Regions from separate parts of the Mus musculus genome. Here region 1 is linked to region 2. A link is a loop called in an ENCODE intact Hi-C map of the cell type or tissue named here. Cell type or tissue: heart. All regions are shown on one strand. Links, peaks and the distances in the headings refer to the core of each region. The heading gives the core; the rest is flanking DNA. Region 1 has its middle 69 kb from the start of Gm31281. Region 2 has its middle 30 kb from the start of Nkx2-6.

Region 1 (2,922 bases), core at 151-2,650, 410 kb before region 2:
AAAAAGTTGCTTCAGGCATTAGATAAACATATCCAAATCCAGAAAAAAACTCTAAACAGAGAAAGACCTTTGGCTGTACATCTACTTGCCACCTGTATAGGTGGGCCCAGATCAGATTAGCCTAGTAGAGCCTGGAGATGCATTTAGTCTCTGAGGTTTCTGTGATGAATAGGACGGTTTTAAGGCACAGTTCAACCCTCTGAGGGAGATAGCTGTATCCATCTTTTCTTCTCAAATCCCACGGAATGAAAGTTTGATGTCTGTTCATGGTTCACTTTATGAATTCTGAAGTCCAACCCCAGAGTGAATTGAAGATGGGTCCAAGTCCCCTCTAAATCCAGACAAAGACCTTAATGGACATGGCCACTGCCTATCCCACTACCCTCTTGAAGTTCATAAAAATTTTCACAACAACTTAGAAGTCAAGTTTCTTTCATCCTGCTTTATTTTATTAGATATTTACTTTATTTACATTTCAAATGTTGTCCCCTTTCCTGGTTTTCTCTCTGAAAACTCCCTCTCCCTCCCCTCCCTCTTCTCACCAACCCACCCACACCTACTTTCTGGCCCTGGCATTCCCCTACACTGGGGCATAGAACCTTCATAGGACCAAGGGCCTCTCCTCCCATTGATGATTGACTAGGCCATCCTCTGCTACATATGCAGCTAGAGCTATGATTCTCACCACTTTCTGGTTGGTGATTTAGTCCCTGGGAGCTCTGGGGGTACTGGTTAGTTTATATTGCTGCTCCTCCTATGGGGATGCTAACCCCTTCAGCTCCTTGGATCCTTTCTCTAGCTTCTTCATTGGGGACCCTGTGTTCAGTCCAATGATAGGCTTCTAGGATCCACCTCTGTATTTGTCAGGCACTTCATCCTGCTTTCTTTTTTTCCATTTTTTATTAGGTATTTAGCTCATTTACATTTCCAATTCTATACCAAAAGTCACCCATACCCACCCACCCCCACTCCCCTACCCACCCACTCCCCCTTTTTGGCCCTGGCTTTCCCCTGTACTGGGGCATATAAAGTTTGCGTGTCCAATGGGCCTCTCTTTGCAGTGATGGCCGACTAGGCCATCTTTGATACATATGCAGCTAGAGTCAAGAGCTCCGGGGTACTGGTTAGTTCATAATGTTGTTCCACCTATAGGGTTGCAGATCCCTTTAGCTCCTTGGGTACTTTCTCTAGCTCCTCCATTGGGAGCCCTGTGATCCATCCTTTAGCTGACTGTGAGCATCCACTTCTGTGTTTGCTAGGCCCCGGCATAGTCTCACAAGAGACAGCTACATCTGGGTCCTTTCGATAAAATCTTGCTAGTGTATGCCCATTTCCCAAACCAGTTGCTAAGCTTCTTCCCACAAATCCTAGCTGTGGCCACTGGGTGGCACTAAAAGACTTCTATCTGAAACTCCTGTCTGCTTTAGCTGCAAGTAGCTAAAATCTCCCCAAAAAGTCCATCAGTCAATTCAGGCAGGGATTATCAGTGTCCAGGATGGATCAGTTTGGCTCAGAGCACATACAGGAGGACCTTATGTTACAAAGTAAAGACCTGCACATTAGAACTGTAATTAAAGAGATTTTTCTAGATGCTTTCCAGAGTACCTAACATAGTTGCAAATTAGTCACATGAATGGAGCCAGAGAAATCTATAGATTTCCTCTCCAGAATGTTTAGTTAAATAGGGGAGGAGCAGCCAAACCCCTTTATGTTAATGCATTTGAATAAGGAGAGACTCACCATTTGGGCATCATTGAGACTGAAGAGATGAAATAAGGGATGAAGCACTGGCCACATACAATTTGCACAAGTTTCCCCTTGGAAGCCTCATATCACTTGTGACTGACTTCACTTCATCCTGCTAAGGTAATTACAATGCCCATTAATACTTAGTTTGTAAGTTTAAGTAGGAGTAGCAATCTGAGAAGGCTTATGCCCCACAATTTAATAAGCTATTTCACCCTTACCAATGAAAATGCCCCCAGTCCTGGCAGAAGACTCTGAAGGGAGAGAGTCCAAGAGGCTCTCAAACCCATTAGAGTCAGAAGTTTTTTGGTTGATGTAGGTGCTGAAGCCATGTTAGCCTCTTCTTTTGTGTAAAATTGCAGATGTTTAATCCATGAAGTCTAAGACTGCTGTGGTCTTTTTATAATCGCAAGTTAACACACTCTCAATAATATTTATAACAACTAGAGAAAGCACCCAAGGGACTAAAGGGAACTGCAACCCTATAGGTGGAACAACAATATGAACTAAGCAGTACCCCGGAGCTCTTGTCTCTAACTGCATATGTATCAAAAGATGGCCTAGTCGGCCATCACTGCAAAGAGAGGCCCATTGGACTTGCAAACTTTATATGCCCCAGTACAGGGGAAAGCCAGGGCCAAAAAGGGGGAGTGGGTGGGTAGGGGAGTGGGGGTGGGTGGGTATGGGTGACTTTTGGTATAGCATTGGAAATGTAAATGAGCTAAATACCTAATAAAAAATGAAAAAAATAATATTTATAACAATAATATTTGTCATCTCCTCTCTCTCTCCCTATCATTTTTAGTCAACCCTAAAAATACATTTTATCTGACTATATGAGTTGCCTCACTTCTTCAAAAACACCTCATCTTTTCCCCTGTCATCATATCCACTGCAAGGGGACTCAGCAAGGCTGTCTCCCCATTAGCACAGGTGGTCAAGGCATGCACAGGTACGCACAAACCAAGTGACCAGTTTGAACCAGAAAGCTAAACAAGTCACCTTGGGGAGAAAGGCCTGTCAACCTTGGTGGTCATCTCTAGCCCTTATGCCCATCATCTACAGCCATCCTGACCGGCGTCCTCAGCACTTCGGTAGCTGTGGAATATTCCAAATGATATCAGAAAAGTTCCTACTCCGAAGTTATGAGTCAAGTAGACTTACTTTTATGAATAA
Region 2 (2,922 bases), core at 147-2,646:
AGCTCCCAGGATTCATCTGTTGTGTGGAATCAGGATTGTCCCATCCAAGTTGAAGGCCAGCAGCCCCAGGATCAGCTGTTAGGGGGGATACCTGCCATTGTTTGCCTTCTCAACACTGTCTGACATCCCCAAGGGTCTTCACTAACCACAATGCCCAGAGTATCTATCCTACCTGAGCAACCTCCACACGAAAAGTTTCTCCCTAATATTAAAAGTCTGAGTTCCCAAACTCTAGAGACTTACAGAGTGATGAGCAGTCAGGCATCGTTATCTGAGAAGATAGCTCTTCAGAGTTCTCACCATAGATGAGGGGAGAAGCATGGGAAAGATGGCTCACGTGGTAAGGGCACTGATAGACTTGAGTCCAAACCCCAGAAACTATGTGATGGATGGATGGATGGATGGATGGATGGATGGATGGATGGATGGATGGATGGAACTTGCCCTCTGATCTCCACATGGGCACACAGGCACTCTCATACACAAACTCATGCACACAGAAAAATAAAATAAAATGACACATGAAATAGATGCAAAAGGGGGAGGGCAGAATAGAAGCTTAATGGGTTGGCAGTATCAAATTAACTTGACTATGATCATCATTTTGTGTTGAATACATAGATCATCATCATCATGTTAAATACCTCAGATTAAAGCTGTACAATTTTCACTTGTGAATGGCTATCAGAAACCTGGAAGGACAAGAATTAAACATCGGTGGAGTTTCAGGTAGCTTATGGTGTCGCTGACAGCCTTTTTGATAAGGTCTTGATGACCCAGACAAGGAATGTGTCCTGCATCTCAAATTGAATGGAGACCAGATGAGAGGACATTTAGAGACTTGTAAAGGATGAGACTCTTCCTGGAATTGCCTTATTTAGAGAAAGTGTGAGGCAGAGAGTAAAAAGAAGAAGAGCATGGCTGCTAACAGACCCTGACGTTACCGCACTTCCTCTTCCTAAAGTTTTCAAAGGTTATCCCATGTAAATGTCAGCCACCGACCATGAGGACTCTTTGTGTACACAGAATTATACTGTTATGCCTGGAAGAAGGAGAGCCACATGTCACTCACATAAACAGCTCACCCGTGACAGCCCCACCACTGTAAACCGTTCTGAAATATCCCAGAGGTGAGGGTTATTTCCGGCAACACTCATCTCTGACGTCACTCCCTGCATCTGACAACTGTGACTTTTTCCACTGGACAATGGCAGATAACTTAGGCCTGGGGCAAAGGCTGGGAGCCAATAGCTTTCAAAGAGAAAAAAATAAAATAAAAGGGTGGGGGGAGATTCACAATTAACAAGGAGCGCCATCTAGGGGGCTTAGACAGTAAAACTCTTCTTCAAGCATAGACCAGCCTGGGAGTAGTACACCCACCCTTGATCGCACTTCTAGGAACCTAGACAGTTTTCCATTTTCCTGTGGGTCTCACTGGAAAAGCACACCTGAAGATGCATGGCTTGCACTGGATAGCCTTGCCAGAGTCCAGAAGACGGCTAATAAGGCACTGTAGAACAAGGTCTGCTTAGAGCACCTGGGAGCATATGAGGAATGTGACATGAGAAGTACTTCCGTGGTTCTAGGGCAGTAATTTTAAAAAAAAATGAACACGCATATTAGTAAGTTTTCCCAAGTGATCATTTTATAATTAGGATAACTAATAGTTCCATATTTGAGTATGAGATTCATCGCTACTTTTTATTTACATACTAGTTGTCTGTATCTGTGGGTTATGGTACCTTTTTAATACACGTGCAGTGTAATGAGAAAATTTGTCATCCATGCAAGAGTGAAGGTAAGCAGGATTTTCTTTTCTTTTTTTTAAGATTTGTTATATATGTCCGGCTGACTGCCTGTCAACTGTTACAGATGGATATCAGGATCCAGAGAGCATTACCCAGTATTTCCACATTCATGTGTCCCAGAACAAGAAGATGGGCAGGGACACATGGAAAGTGGTAGATACACACAGTTTAGTAAGGACCAGAAAGCTCACAGAGGAAAGGGGTGGGCTAGACCTAGCAGAAAGGGTAAGGTGTTCAGTGGCAGGCTGGAGAGGTGGCTTTGCAATTAAGTTCATTGACTGACTGCCCTTCAGAGACCTGGGTTCACTTTCCAACACCTACATGGTGACTCACAATCATTCATAATTCCATTTCCAGGGGATCTGACCCCTACTTCTGACCACTAAGGCACCAAGGATGCATGTGGTAGACATAAATCCATGCAGGTAAAATGCTTATATGTATAAAACAAAAATTTAAAGAAGAGGAGGAGCAGCAGCAGGAGGAGGTGGAGGAGCAGGAGGAGGAGCAGGAGGAGGAGGAAGAGGAGGAGGAGGAGGAGGATGTTGTTCAATGGCATCTTTGGCCTTTGTAGGTCATTTATTCTGTGCGTACTTTTTCTGAACATGCTGTTAGTTACAACGTTAACCTTGACAGGGTGGCATCTCCAGTCTGGTTTCTTTGTATGCTCATTTTGTCTCCACTCTGCACCCTGCTTTCCTGCTACAACACAATTGAAAATTTTGAAAGTGGTGAATAAATGCCTTTGTTTCTATGTCTTCCCTATCTCTGAAGAATTTTGATTATTAAATTATTTTATCTATTCGCACTCCAAATGTTGTCCCCCTTCCCCATCCCCCTCTCAGAGTTCCTCACCTCATTCCCCCTCCCCTTTGCTTCTAAGAGGGTGCTCCCACCCACCCACCCACCTACCCTTACCTCACCCCCACCCCAGTATGCCCCCTACAGGATTAGGCACACCCTTTCCCACTGAGGTCAGACAAGGCAGTCCTCTGCTACATATGTGCTGGGAGCCACAGACCAGCCCATGTATACTCTGATTGGTAGCTTTGTCTCTGGGAGCTCCCCAGGATCCAGGATAGTAGATTCTGTTGTTAGTCTTCCTATGGGGTGG

Evidence for each region. Hi-C counts contacts between places; a loop is a spot of excess contacts. Peaks named below come from ENCODE experiments on the same cell type or tissue, not always from the same donor. Only the 100,000 strongest peaks of a DNase experiment are listed, where the experiment ranks them.
Region 1: it touches region 2 in a loop (7-fold over the local background); 27 of 42 quality-filtered maps call a loop at or near these places.

Annotation. Positions count from the first base shown.
Region 1 is chr14:68,734,563-68,737,484 of GRCm38, forward strand. No RefSeq gene overlaps it. Among named protein-coding and RNA genes, the nearest start is that of Gm31281, 69 kb to the right of the region's middle. In heart, for the core only: a CTCF peak has its summit at 1,387 (motif pointing right); no DNase peak of the experiment used is centred there.
Region 2 is chr14:69,140,015-69,142,936 of GRCm38, forward strand. No RefSeq gene overlaps it. Among named protein-coding and RNA genes, the nearest start is that of Nkx2-6, 30 kb to the right of the region's middle. In heart, for the core only: a CTCF peak has its summit at 1,325 (motif pointing left); no DNase peak of the experiment used is centred there; H3K27ac peaks cover 391 bases.